Regions from separate parts of the Homo sapiens genome. Here region 2 is linked to region 1. The links are chromatin loops, found by intact Hi-C in ENCODE. Cell type or tissue: PC-9. All regions are shown on one strand.

What was found. Hi-C counts contacts between places; a loop is a spot of excess contacts. Peaks named below come from ENCODE experiments on the same cell type or tissue, not always from the same donor. Only the 100,000 strongest peaks of a DNase experiment are listed, where the experiment ranks them.
Region 2: a loop joins it to region 1, with 5 times the contacts of the local background. A loop is called at or near these places in 4 of 110 quality-filtered maps.

What each region holds. Positions count from the first base shown.
Region 1 is chr15:63,941,122-63,949,121 of GRCh38, reverse strand. The region is part of intron 4 of DAPK2 (death associated protein kinase 2); the gene reads left to right. Among named protein-coding and RNA genes, the nearest start is that of MIR422A, 74 kb to the right of the region's middle. In PC-9, CTCF peaks have their summits at 3,472 and 3,672; a DNase peak (open chromatin) is centred at 3,151; H3K27ac peaks cover 757 bases.
Region 2 is chr15:63,747,385-63,755,384 of GRCh38, reverse strand. HERC1 (HECT and RLD domain containing E3 ubiquitin protein ligase family member 1) reads left to right here. Exons shown (of 78, transcript NM_003922.4): 6 at 60-156; 7 at 737-880; 8 at 2,300-2,427; 9 at 5,594-5,738; 10 at 5,847-6,018; 11 at 7,527-7,661. Among named protein-coding and RNA genes, the nearest start is that of HERC1, 83 kb to the left of the region's middle. In PC-9, a CTCF peak has its summit at 3,106; no DNase peak of the experiment used is centred here.

The DNA of each region.
Region 1 (8,000 bases):
AAAAACATGGAGCTGCACAGCAAACTGATGAGGCACCAGAGCTAGGTTGGAAATGGCAAACCAGCAGGCAAGGGTGATTTCAGAAGGCACGCCGGCATCAGCTAGAGGAGGGGAGGCCATGTGGGAGAGTGGAGAGCACACAGGATTTGGGGTCAGCCTGTGCTTGAATCTCAGCTCCATTACCTATTAGCTGAGGCAGTGTGGGCAAACGATCTCTTGTGCCTTGGTTTCTTCATCTGTAAAACTGGGGTCAGTTTTACAGGGGTCAGAAGCAAGACAGCACTTGCTTCACAGGGTGAGGACAAAATGAGACACATGTGACTTCTTTGTAAACTGTGACAAAATGAGACACATGTGACTCCTTTGTAAACTGTGAAGTGCTACAAGTTTTGTTCTACACGGACCTCTAGGTTGCGTGTGTGGAGGAACGCAGGAGGAGTGTGAGAAGCAGGCCCTGCCTTCAGCCAGTGTGCAGTCTAGCAGTGATATGGTTTGGATCTGTGTCCCCACCTAAATCTCGTGTTGAATTGTGATCCTCAGTGTTGGAGATGGGGCCTGTTGGGAGGTGACTGGATCTTGGGGGCGGATTTTCCCCTTAGTGCCTTGGTGCTGTTCTCATGATAGTGAGTTCTCACAAGATCAGGTTGTTTAAAAGTGTGAGGCACCTCCCCTCTCTCTCCTTCTTGCTCCTTCTCTGGCCAGGTAAGATGTGCCTGCTTTCCCTTCACCTTCTGCCATGAGTGTAAGCTTCTTGAGGCCTCTCCAGAAGCAAAAGCTGCTATGCTTCCTGTACAGCCTATGGAACCATGAACCAGTTAAATCTTTTTTTTTTTTTTTTTTTTTTTTTTTTTGAGATGGAGTCTCACTCCATCATGCAGGCTGGAATGCAGTGGTGTGATCTCCGCTCACTGCAACCTCTGCCTCCCAGGTTCAAGCGATTCTCCTACCTCAGCCTCTGAAGTAGCTGGGATTACAGGTGTGTGCCATCACACCCAGCTAATTTTTTTGCATTTTTTCTTAGAGATGGGGTTTCGCTATGTTGGCCAGGCTGGTCTTGAACTCCCGACCTCAGGTGCTTTGCCCACCTCGGCCTCCCAAAGTACTGGGATTATAGGCGTGAGCCACTGCGCCCATCAGGTATTTCATTACAGCAATTCGAGAATGGACTAATACAAGTGGGGAAGGCAAGACTCACTCACAGAGCTCTTGGTGGTGGTTGGTGCTATGGATCAAGCTTGTTGCATGAATGGAGATGGGAGAAGGAAGAAGAGCTGGGCTGCATATCCAAATGATGCTTCTGGAGGAAAGAAGGTTTGGGCAGGGCCTGGAAATGTGGTTAGGAGTTCAATAGGCAGATGATAAAGATTCTCATTCTGGGAAGGAGAGACATCATCAAGGAAATAGTCACAGAGACTATGATAACACCTATAGGCCACTTTATATGCCTTGTTTGATCCTCCTAGTAACCCTCTTGAGATAGGTTTTATGATTGTTATTCCTAATTTATAGGTGAGAAACCTATGCTGAGAGAGGTTCAATAACTTGCCCAGTGTCAGGCTGCTGATAAATGGCAGAGCTGGGATCCGAACCCAGATTCCAAGGCGTGCATGCTTAGCCATTATCTATATTCTCCAAAAGCAGGATGTGTGAGAGATGCATATGTGACCGCATTGGCCCATTTCTTTATTTGTCCAGTAAACAGTAACTGGGCCCTGCTATAATGCCAGCCGCCCTTGGGTGCTGGGGATGGAAATGAAAGGCAAGGCCCTTGTCCTTCCTTATGGGGTTTTAGTATAGTGGGGACAGGACATGTAAGGAAGGAATTGTAGTGCAGCTGATTCTCTGCCAGAGGTGTGTGCAAGCTGGGGACAACTAGCTGTGTGTTGGAGGGGAGGGAGATCATAGAAGAAGTTCCAGTGTGTGTGGGAACTGGGTGGAGAGGGGGAGAAGGAGCTTGTCAGGAAGGCTGTTCCAGCAGAGTGAACTGCAGGGTGGGATGGGGTGATGAAGAGGTAGCAGAGAGGTAGCAGAGGGAAAGCGGGCAGGGAGTAGGAGGTGGGGAAGCAGGGCCTTGAATGCCACACAGAGGCACGTATTGGGCATGGGCCACACTGAAGACTTGTGGGGAGGGGCTGGCTGTGGTCCCATCGACAGTGTGTGAGGACAGGGAGCTGAGCACCCTCAAAACCTGTCCACAGAGGCCTAGCATGGAGCGGCCTTCCTTTCTCAGGTTGCCCAGCACTGCCTGAATAATCTGGGGCTGTGCTTGACATGGCTGGTGAAGATTGGTAGGCAGCTTCCTTGTCCCCACAGCACAGCCCTGGCTGGGCCTCTGCTTTGCTGAGCAGAGCAGCCTCACTCAGCAGCAGGCAGGCCACACGGGCATCTGGAGAGGGCACTGGGCTGGAGGTCCTTGCTCAGTGACCTTGGTAGTTTCTTGATGTCTCTGGGCTGCTCTGACATGAAGGGACTAAATGATCTCTGAGGTCCCTTGCAGCCCCAACATTGTGAGCTCCCAGGGATGACTGTTCATGCTGCATCCCAGAAAAGAATGAGCAAACATAGCCACTGTTGTCTGAAATCTCATTGGGTGCTGCTCCTTACATAAACCATCTCTCTCAATCACAGAACAACCCCGTGGCTCAGTAGGTTTTGCCCCCATTTTATAGATGGGAAACTGAGCCTCTAAGAGCTCCAGTGTCTGTCCAGTTTTCATACTGTGAACAGCAGAGCTGGGATTTGAACCCAGACTTGCCTTTGTCTTTTGTACTTTATGACATAGCCCCCCAAGGGTGTCTTCATCCTGCTCAGACTTCAGGACACGCTGTGCTGGGCCCACAGGCCATGGGTGCCCCACCGGACAACCACCTTCTGGTCGGCACCACAGCAGGCACCTCTGGCCAGATCCCCCAGGACACAAAGGAGCACGTTGGCCTCTCCCATGGGTGCCTCCCTGGCGGGATGAGCTGGGTGGGTTTGTTTTGACAAGGGTATTTCTGCCTCCTGGTGGCAGGCAGGCCCTGGGCTGGGCAGTGGCGGCACCTGTGGGAATGTGACCCCTCCCTCCAGCCGTGCTTTGGAGGTGATGTCAGGTATGTGGGTGAAGTATTTGGTTGAAGTAAATAAAGCTGGAGGAGAATGACAGGAGTGGGGAGTATGGATAGAATCGGACTGCCCCAGAGGGCACTCTGGCTTGGACCCAGCAGTGTGTGGTTGCAGCAGCCTGTTCTTCCTGACCTGGGGCCAGGAGACCTGCGCCTTTACACGTCCTGCCTTAGAGCCCAAAGCAGTAGGAATTTTCACAGCCAGCTTGGGAGGTTGTGCCATCTCGAAACTGCAGAGCCCAGAGCTTGAAGGGGCTTTGGATGCCATCCACTGCCTGACTTACAGTTGGGGGGCTGAGGCCCAGAGAAAGGACGTGGCCTGCTTAAGCTCACATGGCCTTGGGTGGTGGAGCTGGACCTGCAGTTTTCCAATCTGCAGGCCTGGGCTCTTTTGCACCACCCTGCTCTATTTGGGGAGGGTGGAAGCAGAGAAGCTTAGACCAAATTCCTGGGGAACTGCCACTCTGCTGACCCTTAGCTTCCTTTTGGACCCTCCCTTAGTGCCGTTCCTTCCTGCTCCATCCGCATCACAGCCCTATAGGAGGAATGCACTCTGGAGCCCCTAGTGGTGGTGCGGGGCCTGGCAGAAAAGGAGGAGCCTCTGGCCCTGGATTCTTTCAATTCATTTCCTCAAATATTAATGGAACATGCAGGATGCAAGACGCCACAGGGGATACCAGGAATCCTAAAACCAATTTGAATTTTCTCAGGGAAAAGGCTGCCACCCAGGAAAGTGGCATCACCTGTGAGAGACAGCCTACAGCTTAGGACTGCCAGCAGGCCAGCGTCATCAACACGGAGGGGTTAGAGCACAGGGTTGGGGGAAGCTCAGGGAGAAGTAAGGGAGTTAGCTGGGTGGTCAGGGTGGCTCATGTCTGTAATCCCAACTACTCAGGAGGCTGAGCGGGGAGGATCACTTGAGCTCAGGAGTTTAAATCCAGTCTGGGCAACATCTCATCTCTTTTTTTAGAAAAAGATTCTCTCTAAGTAAGGGAGTAAGGGGAGGCAGGGTTGAGGGGGAAGAGGCTCTGAAAATGAAGAGGAGTAGGACAGGCATTCCAAGCCAGAGCAAAGGATGGAGTTGAGATGTCGTTGTGGAGTGGTAGTGCCCACCCTGCGGGGATATAGAGCAGGTACAGGCAAGGGATGGGTGGTGAGGCTGGAAAGAGAGCATGGGGCAGTCAGTGCCTTGACTACTTCAAATATCAGGTGGGGCATTTGGACTTTCTCCGGTGGCCAGTGGGACCACTGAAGATATTTAACCAGATTCAGTGATGTGTTGGGGAGAAAGGGATTGGACTGCCAGGGAAGCCCCCACCCCACTGCTCCCCACTGATTGTGACATTACAAGCTGTTGCACCTTGGCAAATCATTTAGCCCTGTGTGAGCCCCGTTTTCTTATCTGTGAAATGGAGTTTATAACAGTACCTATCACTCAGCGTGGCTGCAAGGATCACATAGAACACTAGCATCAAATTTGGCTTAGTAAACATGCTGTAAATGTTAGTCCCTACCCTCTGTCCTGGCTGTCATCAGGCTAATAGTGGAGCTTGGGACAGCAAGAAGGAAGCCTGTCTGAAAGCAGGTAGAGCTTCAGGTTTAGGGGCCCAAATCCCCTGGCCAGCCTATAGGTACCTTGGTGGCCTAGGAAGGAAGCAGAAACATGGCTGGATAGCAGGGAGCCATGGCCTCTGTTTACTCCCAATCAGGGCAGGTCTGAGTCTATGGGTATGTCTGGTCCAAATGGCCCAATAAGTGAATGGTGAAGGTAGGGACGAGAACCTGGGTCCTGACGACCCAACAGAGCATTCCTACTGCCCCACGGCCACCTTCCAGCCTGAAACCCCCAGGCTTCATCCTTTTATCCAGACCCAGCTTGGGTGTTCGCCCTGCCAGGACCTCCGTTTTCTCATCTGACTTGAGGACCTCCTGCTCAGGAGCTCCTGAGGCCAGGGATGGGTTCTGGGGCTACTCACTTGCATGGAAGCATCACCAGAAGAAAAGGCACCCTGGGGTAGGACACAGGTGCCAGAGGAGGAAAACAGCTGTGTCTGAGCCAGGCACGAGGTTGCCCCAGGTTGCCAGGCCAGAGTGGCATTGCTGCTTCTCTCTGGGATAGATTTTTTTTGTTTTGTTTTTTTTGAGACAGAGTCCCTCTCTGTCACCCAGACTGGAGTACAGTGGTACGATCTCAGCTCACTGCAGCCTCTGCTTCCCGGGTTCAAGCAATTCTCCTGCCTCAGCCTCCTGAGTAGTGGCAACTACAGGCGTGTGCCACCACGCCCAGCTAATTTTTGTATTTTTTTTAGTAGAGTCGGGGTTTCACCATGTTGACCAGGCTGGTCTTGAACTCCTGACCTCAAGTGATCCACCTACTTCAGCCTCCCAAAGTGCTGGGAATACAGGCATGAGCCACTGCGCCCGGCCTCCTGGGCTAGATTAATAAGACCCCTGAGAAGCAAGGAAGGGGAATCATTTAGTCTAGCGGTTAGGAGCACAAACTTTGGGGCCTGAGAGATAAAGGTTAAAGTTCCTAATGAGGGATAATACAAACTAATGTTATAGTCTCGGTTTCTTTTCTTTTTTCTTTTTGACAGGGTCTCACTCTGTTGCCAAGTCTGGAGTATAGTGGCACAATCATAACTTATTGCAGCCTCAACCTCCTGGGCTCAGGTGATCCTCCCACCTCAGCCTCCTGAGTAGCTGGGACTACAAGTGTGTGCCACCATGCTGGGCTAATTTTTAAAAATTTTTTTTGTAGAGACAGGGTTTCTCCAAGTTGCCCTGGCTGGTCTTGAACTCCTGGGCTTAAGCAATCCTCCTGCCTCTGCCACCCAAAGTTCTGGGGTTACAGGCATGAGCCACCACACCTGGCTAGTCTTGGTTTCTTCTTTTTTTTTTTTTGCAAAAGGAATGATAACACCCACCATGTGAGGTAGTTGAGAGTTCAATGAAGTGTAAAGTATGTCGCATGTTTGCTTAGCACTGGGTCCTGTATATTGCAGGGGCTTAATCAGTGGCACCTGTCTTCACTTGGGGCACATATATTGAGCAGCTGCTGGATATCAGGCTCTATCCCAACCTCTGGGGAGATGACAGGAACAAAACCCTTGGGCAACCCAGTAGAGGGAGACAAGCAGACAAGCTCATCAGAGTAAGAAGCACTGTGTTCGGGTATTACAGGGTACTTTGGGAACTGGGGAGGGTGGTAGGCAGGGAGAGAGCAGAGAAGGCCTTCTGGAGGAGGTACTACCTTTGCTGAAATGTGAATAGGAACTAGCCAGGTTTGGGGTTGGGGTAGTGCAGGGAGAGTGTTCCAGGCAGGAGAGAAGTCACCTGCTGTGTGTTAGGTGCTTGGGGTGGGGCTGAGGACAGATGAGACTCGGGCGGGGGAAACATGGCCCTGCCCTGGGGTTCTTTTTTTTGTTTGTTTTTTTATTTTTGTTTTTTTTGTTGTTGTTTTTTTGAGATGGAGTCTCACTTTGTCGCCCAGGCTGGAGTGTAGCAGTGTGTTCTCGGCTCACTGCAGCCTCCACCTCCCCGGTTCAAGTGATTCTCCCATCTCAGCCCCCTGAGTAGCTAGGATTATAGGTGCATGCCACCACGCCCAGCTAATTTTTATATTTGTAGTAGAGATGGGGTTTCACCATGTTGGCCAGGCTGGTCTCGAACGCCTGACCTCAGGTGATACCCCCTGCCTTGGCCTCCCAAAGTGCTAGGATTACATGTGTGAGCCACTGTGCCCGGCCTGCCCTGAGGTTCTTATAGACCAGTGAAGAAACCATCTCTCCTGGACTGTGTGCCACAGAGGTGAGCCTGTGTGAGGAAGGAGACTCCCATCTTATTTCAGCCTCAATTCTTCCCCTCCACCACCTCATCCCTACTGCTCCATAGTCCTGGGGATCACCAGGTCTGGCTCCCACCCCCATTCAGCGTGTGGTGTGAGATGGTGTCCTGGGCTCTCAGCTATGGTGGTCGGGAGGGCTGGGCCATGGCCCTTCAGCCCCAGGGAGATGTCTCACTGTCTTTTCCCTGGAGGAGAGGAGAAGTTCCTAAGAGGGTGAAACTGCCTGCCTGGGAGGTAGTTGGCAGTTGGGAGGTTGCAGCTGACTGCATGGGGTGCCAGGACACTTGGGTCCATGGGCAGCCCCCAGTGGGCTGGTCAGGGGTGCTAGAGTGGGGCCACTTTCCTGGATCCTCTCCAGGTCATAAGCTGACTTCACCCACCCTCATGCTCCTTTCTGTACAGCCTTAGGGAAATTTGCGGTGCCTTGGGGAGACTTGGACACATTTTCAAAACAGTGTTGAGAGTAATCTCCAGAGGGGAAGAAGAATAAAAAAGCAAAAAAAATGCAAAAGGAAATGTGTTATTTATTTTTTTTAAAAAAAGGAAAAAAAGCCAAGGAAGGCCTCAGTCAGCTCCCTTGAGTGGAAGTTTCCAGCTGGAAGGTCACAGAGACCATAGGCAGCCAGGGGGACCTGGGAGAAGGCATCTGTCCAGATTCACTATCAGTTCAGCTAACAGCTAGGGTCACCCTCAGCATGCCAGCTGCTGTGCTCTGCATTGCAGGGGCAAAGATGCAAAGATCTGAGTCCTCCTTCCGGCTGAGGACAGCTCTGGTAGGGGAGCTATGATAAAAACAGCAAAGGGCCGCTGGACAAGAGAAAGCATGCCAAATGTCATCACAGAAAGGTTCAAATAAGCCTGGTGGGGCCTGGAGCGGGGTGGGGCTCACTCCTGGGGGTGGTGGAGGGTGCTCAGGGTTGCTGAGGAAAGTCTGCAAGAACACAGTGGGTTGAGTTAGACTTTGAAGCCCAGCTAGGATTTCAATGGACAGAGACTGAACAGAAGGCTTTCCAGGCAGAGCAGATGGTGTGAACAAAGGTGCAAGCTGT
Region 2 (8,000 bases), 190 kb after region 1:
ATACGGACTATATGTTTTAACATGTGCATACTCATCGTATTTACTTGTGTGCAATGCAGGTAGTTGTTTGTGTGTCAGCTGGATACAGACATAGTGCTGCTGTCACAGAGGATGGGGAATTATACACATGGGGTGAAGGAGACTTTGGAAGATTAGGTAAGATTTTTTAAAAATGTAAGTTATTCTTCTAGAAAATTAGAAATGATTAAGTTACTGAGAAGCCGTGAGAGCAGATTTACTAGGCCAAAGACTGTCATTTATTTTGTTAGTTTAAGCTCAGAGGAAGATAATTTTATATAGATAAGACCTAGATTTTAGTGCTGATATTTAAATGTAATTAAATCTAGCAAGCATTTACTGAGTGTGCCCTATTATGACCAGGCATTGTAGGGTTTCTGGGATAAAAGCAATACCATCATGATCCTGAAGTTTATAATCTAGTGGGTAATGAAAACAAGTCAACATGAGCATGAAACAGGACAACACAAGGTAAGTGCTGTGAGGGGAGCATGAAAAGAATATTCTAATGGTTCACCGAAGTGACTCTATGACCCAGTTTAGGAGCACCTTGGAAGATTGAGAAGATGTTAGAAATGATTGTGTTTTTCATATTGCATTGCATTAAAAAAATCTCAATTCTATTTTAAAGTTGTAACATTTATTATACTTGTGAAGTCAAGGCCTAGAGAAAAAGAGTTAATGTTGTTTCTTTGTTGTTGTGTGTGTTTTATCCAAGGTCATGGTGACAGCAATAGTCGTAACATTCCAACATTAGTAAAAGACATCAGCAATGTAGGAGAGGTTTCTTGTGGCAGTTCACATACTATTGCTCTGTCTAAAGATGGGAGAACTGTATGGTCTTTTGGAGGAGGAGACAATGGTATGTAAAAAATTATTTATCAGTAGCTTTGGCTTTTTTCTTGAGTTTTTTAAAAATTTATTTTTCAGTTATATATGCCTAGTGTAGAATGACTCAAATACAGATGAGCAGAAATTAAAAAATGAACTGAGCTTTTACAAATGTTACTTTAACCATTGTTAACATTTTGGAAATAGACTTCTAAATAAATACACATTTATACAAATATTTACATATATTTCTACTTAGATGTGTTTTTAAAAACCAAAGTATACCTACATGTGTATGTTTTATATAAGTTTATATATGTTTTGACATATATATGTTTTACTCTAATAGTTTTTTTTTTTTTGAGATAGGGTCTTGCTTTGTTACCCAGGCTAGAGTGCAGTGATGCAAACCTGGCTCACTGCAGCCTCAACCTCCTGGGCTCAAGCGATCCTCCTGCCTCAGCCCCCCAAGTAGCTGGGACTACAGGCATGCACCACCATGCCTGACTAAGTTTTGTATTTTTTTTAGAGACAGGATTTTGCTTTATTGCCCAGGCTGGCCTCGAACTTCTGGGCTCAAGTGATCTGCCAGATTTAGTCTCCCAAAGTGCTTGTATTACAGGCATGAACCTCCGTGCCCGGCATGAGTATCTTTTTTATATCAACAAGCATGACTCTACATCATTCTTTTAAATGGCTTGAAGTGTTCTTTTATTTGATGGTGGCACAATTTATAAAACCAGTTTCTTATTGTTGAGTATCTAGATGGTTTCAATTTTTTTCAGTATTAACAACACAATGAATGACTAAATCTATGTCTACTTTAATTAGTCACTCCTACTAGCAGTGTGAATGCTTACTTCCCCATAGTCTTCAACAACAGCATGTATTAAATTTAATTAAATAATTTCAATAGTGAAAATGGTATCATTTAATTTATACTTTTTTTTATTCCTGGTGTGGTTGGATTTGTAGATGATTGGCCATTTGTTTTTCTTCTTTAATGATTTGTCCAGTTTTCAATTTCATGAGCTATTGATTTTTTAAAAAGTTTATGAAAAATTATATGCATATACATTCTTTTTTAAAGTTTATGAAAAATTATACGCATATAGTACCTGTATATTTTGTCAGCAAATTTGAAGTTAGAAATATAGCCATTAAAGGGGGAGAAAGACAGAAAAATAATTGTCTATGTTTCTTTTAAAGTGATTTTAAATTGCTTGATTTTAATTGCTTGAAATTAAGATATAAAAGGCTATCAGTGGTTGTTAACTTTCTTGTAATAAAAATGCTCGTTTGTTAACATCCTCAGCTATCAGAAACATAGCTTTTCATATCTGCCAGGTTAGTGATGGAAACATTAGAGCTCCTTATCAACTTTAGTAGTGTTAAAAAGAGTAGAGGTTCTTTAAAACAAGTAAATTGTTTAATGTGTTTGTTTTTATAGGTAAACTTGGTCATGGTGATACCAACAGAGTGTATAAACCTAAAGTTATTGAAGCTTTACAAGGAATGTTCATTCGCAAAGTTTGTGCTGGGAGCCAGTCTTCACTTGCTTTGACATCAACAGGGCAGGTAGGACTAAGGGATGAGTATAAAAGACTTAGAGTATTTCAGAGGATTAGGTGACTAAAAAGTAATACTTGTATTTAAATTTTAAAGTTCAAATAAATACATTTTTAGGCAACATGCTAAAATGAAATATCTTCTTCTGTTTGAAGTAGAGTATCTGAGAAGGAACCAGGTTTTCTAACCTGGCATATGTGACCCAGATAAATCTTAGTGGAGCCTCTGTTCTTTGTATTAAACTGACTTTCTAAAATGTTTTAGCATTTAGCTTCCCTTAAACCTTTTCTAAAACATTATGGATAGTCGGGGAAAGCTGAACTAGATCTTGATGGAGCCAGTGATATGAACTAAGAAGGCAAGAGGGTGATCAAAAAGGAGGGTAAAGAGAACACTTAGGTATGGAAAATATTCTGAGAGAGTTAGGTGTTTCTGAGAAACAGTGTGAAGTCAAGCTTAGGATAGTCAGAATTTTATGAGCCTTTATAAAGGCTCATAAGCTTTGTACTTTTATAGCTTATAAGCTTCGAACTTTTACATGCGTATTTTCACTCTTACCCTATTTGTTTGTTGAGGATAGGGAGGAGCCAGGTATAATTATAGACTGACAATATTTGTCCCTGTGTATCCATCAGTTATGGCAGTAAAAAAGTGAGCTGGCCACTTATTCTGTCATGTATAGGAGGCCACCTTGTGTCAGGCAGTGGTATAAAAGTGTTTTATGACTAATTGACAAGGCAGAGGAGCAGAAAAGCTGAAATCAGCATATAATTTGATTATTCACTGAGAAACTAGAATGCCTTGTGTTCTAAAAATCTTCAAGCTATTCATCATTACATTAGCTAGTTGCTGCCTTAAGAATATCTCTTCTACGTGTTTCTCACTATGGTTTTTGTAGTAAGAATCCATGAATTGAAGTTAGAAGATGCTTATGTATTTGATGTATACACACAGGCAAATAACAGACACCCCTTGAGCATCATGTGCTTCTTTTTTTATGAAGGAGTAATAATTTCTGCTTTGCATACAAGTGATCACATAAGATAATCATTAGAATTGAGAGTTTCTATAGATTATCCAATACTATTCAACTATTAGTTGGTAGTGGTAGTAATAATAGTAATAATAATAATAAATCCATTACATTGAATTCCAAGAGAACTTGTAAACTGTTTGCTGTATAGAATAGTTGTATTATGAGTACCTTAAGTTATATGAAATCAAATATATATGCGTGAAAAAAATAAAGTCAGAAATACTTTTAATGGGTAAGAATAGTTTTCTTTACCATTAAACTTGAGCATGAAATAATGATCAACATTTGCTTTTCCCTCAGTCTGTCTCAGCACTTTCAGGCCTCTTCTGTACTGACTTCCCACCATACTATATAGTATGGTCCAGTCTCTAAAGGCAAGCCAAGTATTTCTCATCTGGTGCTCAACCGAAGGAACGCTGCAAGAGAAAACTCTATGTAGGCCTTACTGAGTGACAGTATTACAGTGATGTGTCACTTAATGGGATATGTTCTGAGAAATGTGTTATTAGGCCATTTTGTTATTGTGAGAACATTGTAGAGAGTACCACACAAACCTAGATGGTGTAGCCTACTACGCTCCTAGACTATATGGTATAGCCTATTGCTCCTAGGTTACAAACCTGTACTGCATGTTACTGTACTGAATACCTTCAGAAATTGTAATATAATGGTAAGTATGTATCTAAACATATCTAAACATAGAAAAGTTACAGTAAAAATACTGGCATCAAAACTCCGTTAGATCTTAAGGGACCACTGTTGTATAATGTGGTCTGCTATTGACCGAATGGTGCATGAGTGTATATGATACCTCATGAGTGATTTAGGAAATCTTCTGTGATGATTTTGAGTATACATTATTTCACTGTCGTTATCTTTAGTTCCTAACATCTCCTAAAATATGCCTTATGTACTGGAATCTTGTTGCATTCTATACTTAAGTAAGTTATCTGGAAACAAGTACAAATATATGTTCTCATTTTATTTTATTTTGAACTCAGGGTCTCACTCTTTTGCTCAGGCTGGAGTACAGTGGCACAAACATGGCTCACTGCAGCCTTGACCTACCTCCTGGGCTCAAGAGATCTTCCCCATCCCAGCTCCCGAGTAGCTGGGACCACAGGCCTGTGCCACAATGCTTGACCAATTTTTTTAAATTTTTGTGGAGATCGGGTCTTGCCACATTGTCCAGGCTGGTATTGAACTCCTGAGCTTGGGTGATCCTCCTGCCATAGCCTCCCAACGTGCTGGGATTACAGGCTTAAGCCACTACATCCGGACAGTGCTCTTTATTTTTAATTGAAGTGGTTTAATCTCTCAGCAGCAGTCTTTCCTAAAATAATTGCAAGACAAAAACAAATTCTCAAATTTGATGGCATGAAGATAAGAATCTATATAATCTTACCAAAATCTATTGAAGATAAAGAAAAAAAATCATTCAGATTGCTGATTGTTTTGATTTTGTTGATTTTGGGTTGCCAAATTGTCAGTCAGTCACCTATTTGTCTTGCCAAAGACAAAATTTTTTTTTCCCACCTAACCCTTTCCCCAAGCATCTTAAATCAGTTAGTGATTCTTTTGGTATTCATTAGTCAAAAATGAAGATGTTTAAGGGGAACTACCTTGTTACTGCTTCACATGGCCCTCTTTGTAAGTGATAATTATTGCAATAATGAGGTGAGGTATTTCTAAAACTAAATAATAAACATCAGTTTTGTGATTTATATAATCCATTTTATATGATAATACCTTGTTCTAATCTTAAATCTCACCGGAATAGTGAGAAACACATAAAGGAGAAGTTTTAAGATGGTATTTTCAAAGCTGGTGAGATGGGGCAAATATAACAAATTGCAAGCCGATTAGTGGTTTAGCAGACCCTCTCAGAAGACCTTTCTGTTTTTTCTATGACCAGTTATTTTTATTTTCAGATCAGCTGTTTTTCTGCCTATACAGTGAATGCCTAAAGGCAGCATGATAAATCGCTGTAACAATCTTTAAAATGATCAAAATGATTTTAACATCAGAAAGTTATTTACTATCAAACCACACTTTAGTTTCATAGATTTCATTTATCCCTAAAGCCAACAATCTAATCATCTCAGGAAGTTATGTGTAACGTATTTCTGTTTTTTTCAGGTCTATGCTTGGGGCTGTGGAGCTTGTCTAGGTTGTGGTTCTTCAGAAGCTACTGCTTTGAGACCCAAGCTTATTGAAGAACTGGCTGCCACAAGAATAGTTGATGTTTCTATTGGAGACAGTCATTGTTTGGCTCTTTCTCATGGTAAAGTCATTTGTTTTTAAGGAAATAGTATTAACTGTTGTCTTGTGTAAATATATTACATTTGAATTTGGCTTTTCTTTTATATAATACTTTATATTTTGTTTTTAGATAATGAAGTTTATGCCTGGGGCAATAACTCAATGGGGCAATGTGGTCAGGGAAATTCCACAGGTCCTATTACTAAACCAAAGAAAGTGAGTGGCTTAGATGGCATAGCTATTCAGCAGATTTCGGCTGGAACATCACATAGTCTGGCATGGACTGCTCTTCCTAGGGACAGGTAAGAGTGCCTATGTTTAAAAATTCTTGTGTGTTTTAACATAAACACCAATAAAAAGTAGAAACACTAATAAAAACAGAAATAATTGTGCTTTGTTCATAAAATACTCTTCTGAACATATATAGTATTGCTTTTTCTCTATCATAGAAATGACATTAGATTTCTTTTTATTTGAATGTTGAGGTTAGACATGTTTCCGAAGCAAGAAGTCATACCCAGTATTTAAGACATTGTCTTTTAAACATTTTGAGTTCTCTCTCATCTCTACATGCTGATTTAAAAAAATTAAATATCTGCATATCAAGAGGAAATTAAAATAATTAAAATCAGAACTAGGCTTTATTGATTTAATGTTTAACCTCAGTGCTCTCAATCTGGTTGGTTTTTGAATTTTTTTTTTTTTTTGGAAAAAAAATTGTCATACTTTAAATCAAGGAGGTTAATTTTTGCAGAAACTTAGCTTTTTCCGAAAGTGCTAACTGTACGTGTTTAGTCCATCAGGTAGATGAGTTTCAGTCACTATTAGGAGATTGAATTTTAAAGAATGTTTGGGTTATTTCAGATATTTTCAGATACACATGGGCTAATTTATAGCTTAGAATGTATTTTATTTGCATTCTATGCCTTTGACTCAGGGTTTTAAAATGATACTCTAACCAATTAAAAATATTTATCAATAGTTATTCCTCTAACACAAAAGCCAAAATAAATAAGTTGAATATAAATAATTTGCTATTAGCATTACATCTCCAACTTCCCACTTCATATGTAGATAGTTGGGTCCCAAGAACTGAAAAGTATTAACAAGAAATTTCAGGATTTTGTCTTTTAATAGATTTCAGTATATCACTCTATAGAGTCAGGATATTTTTCTTAATATGAAATATATATTTTCTGGACTCTTAGAACCAGAGGGGCTTTAGTAGATCATGTGACTCAGCCCTCTGCTTTCAGGTGAGTGGACATCCAAACCTTCCAAAACAGGTGGTGGTTGTATGTTTTCTTCTTAAAGATGGCAAATTCTTGGTTTTCCTTAGTTGCTAAAATGAAAGGTTTTATCACTTTCATAATCAGTAATGTCTTCTTTGTATCTTGTTGAACTCATTCAGCTTTAATGTATATATGTATATATATATTTTTTGAGATGGAGTCTCACTCTGTCGCCCAGGCTGGAGTGCAGTGATACAGTCTCTGCTCACTGCAGTGTCTGCTTCCCAGGTTCAAGCGATTCCCCTGCCTTAGCCTCCTGGGTAACTGGGACTACAGGCATATACCACCATGCCCGACTAATTTTTATGTTTTTAGTAGAGATGGGTTTTCACCATGTTGGCCAGGCTGGTCTTGAACTCCTCACCTCAGGTAATCTGCATTCCTTGGCCTCCCAAAGTGCTAGGATTACAGGCATGAGCCACCGTGCCCAGCCAATATATGTTTTAATTTTCGTTTTTGATCGTGCATAAAAATTTCATTTTAAGACTGTTTTATTATTTTCTTATGTGTCCTTCTAGACAAGTTGTTGCATGGCACCGACCTTATTGTGTAGATCTTGAAGAGAGTACCTTCTCACACCTGCGTTCTTTTCTTGAGAGATACTGTGATAAAATAAACAGTGAGATTCCCCCACTCCCTTTCCCTTCATCAAGGTATGTTATATGTATGTTTTGTATCTTTGTGTGTGTGTGTGCGCGCGCGTGTGTGCATGTGTATAAATTATTCCTTTTGAGTTTTGACTTACTGTTCTTTCTTGTTTGGTTTCCCAAATTATATGAAACTTTTTTATAATCTAGAAAAGAGCTAAACTTAGATACTTGTTGATAATAACTTCTAGGAAAAAGTTACTTGTAATTTCACAAATCATGTTTTAAAAATTACTGTTGTTCATGACTTGACAAAATTTTTTTTTTTTTAAGATGGTGTCTTGCTCTGTCGCCCAGGCTAGAGTGCAGTGGCATGATCTCAGTTCACTGCAGCCTCTGCCTCCC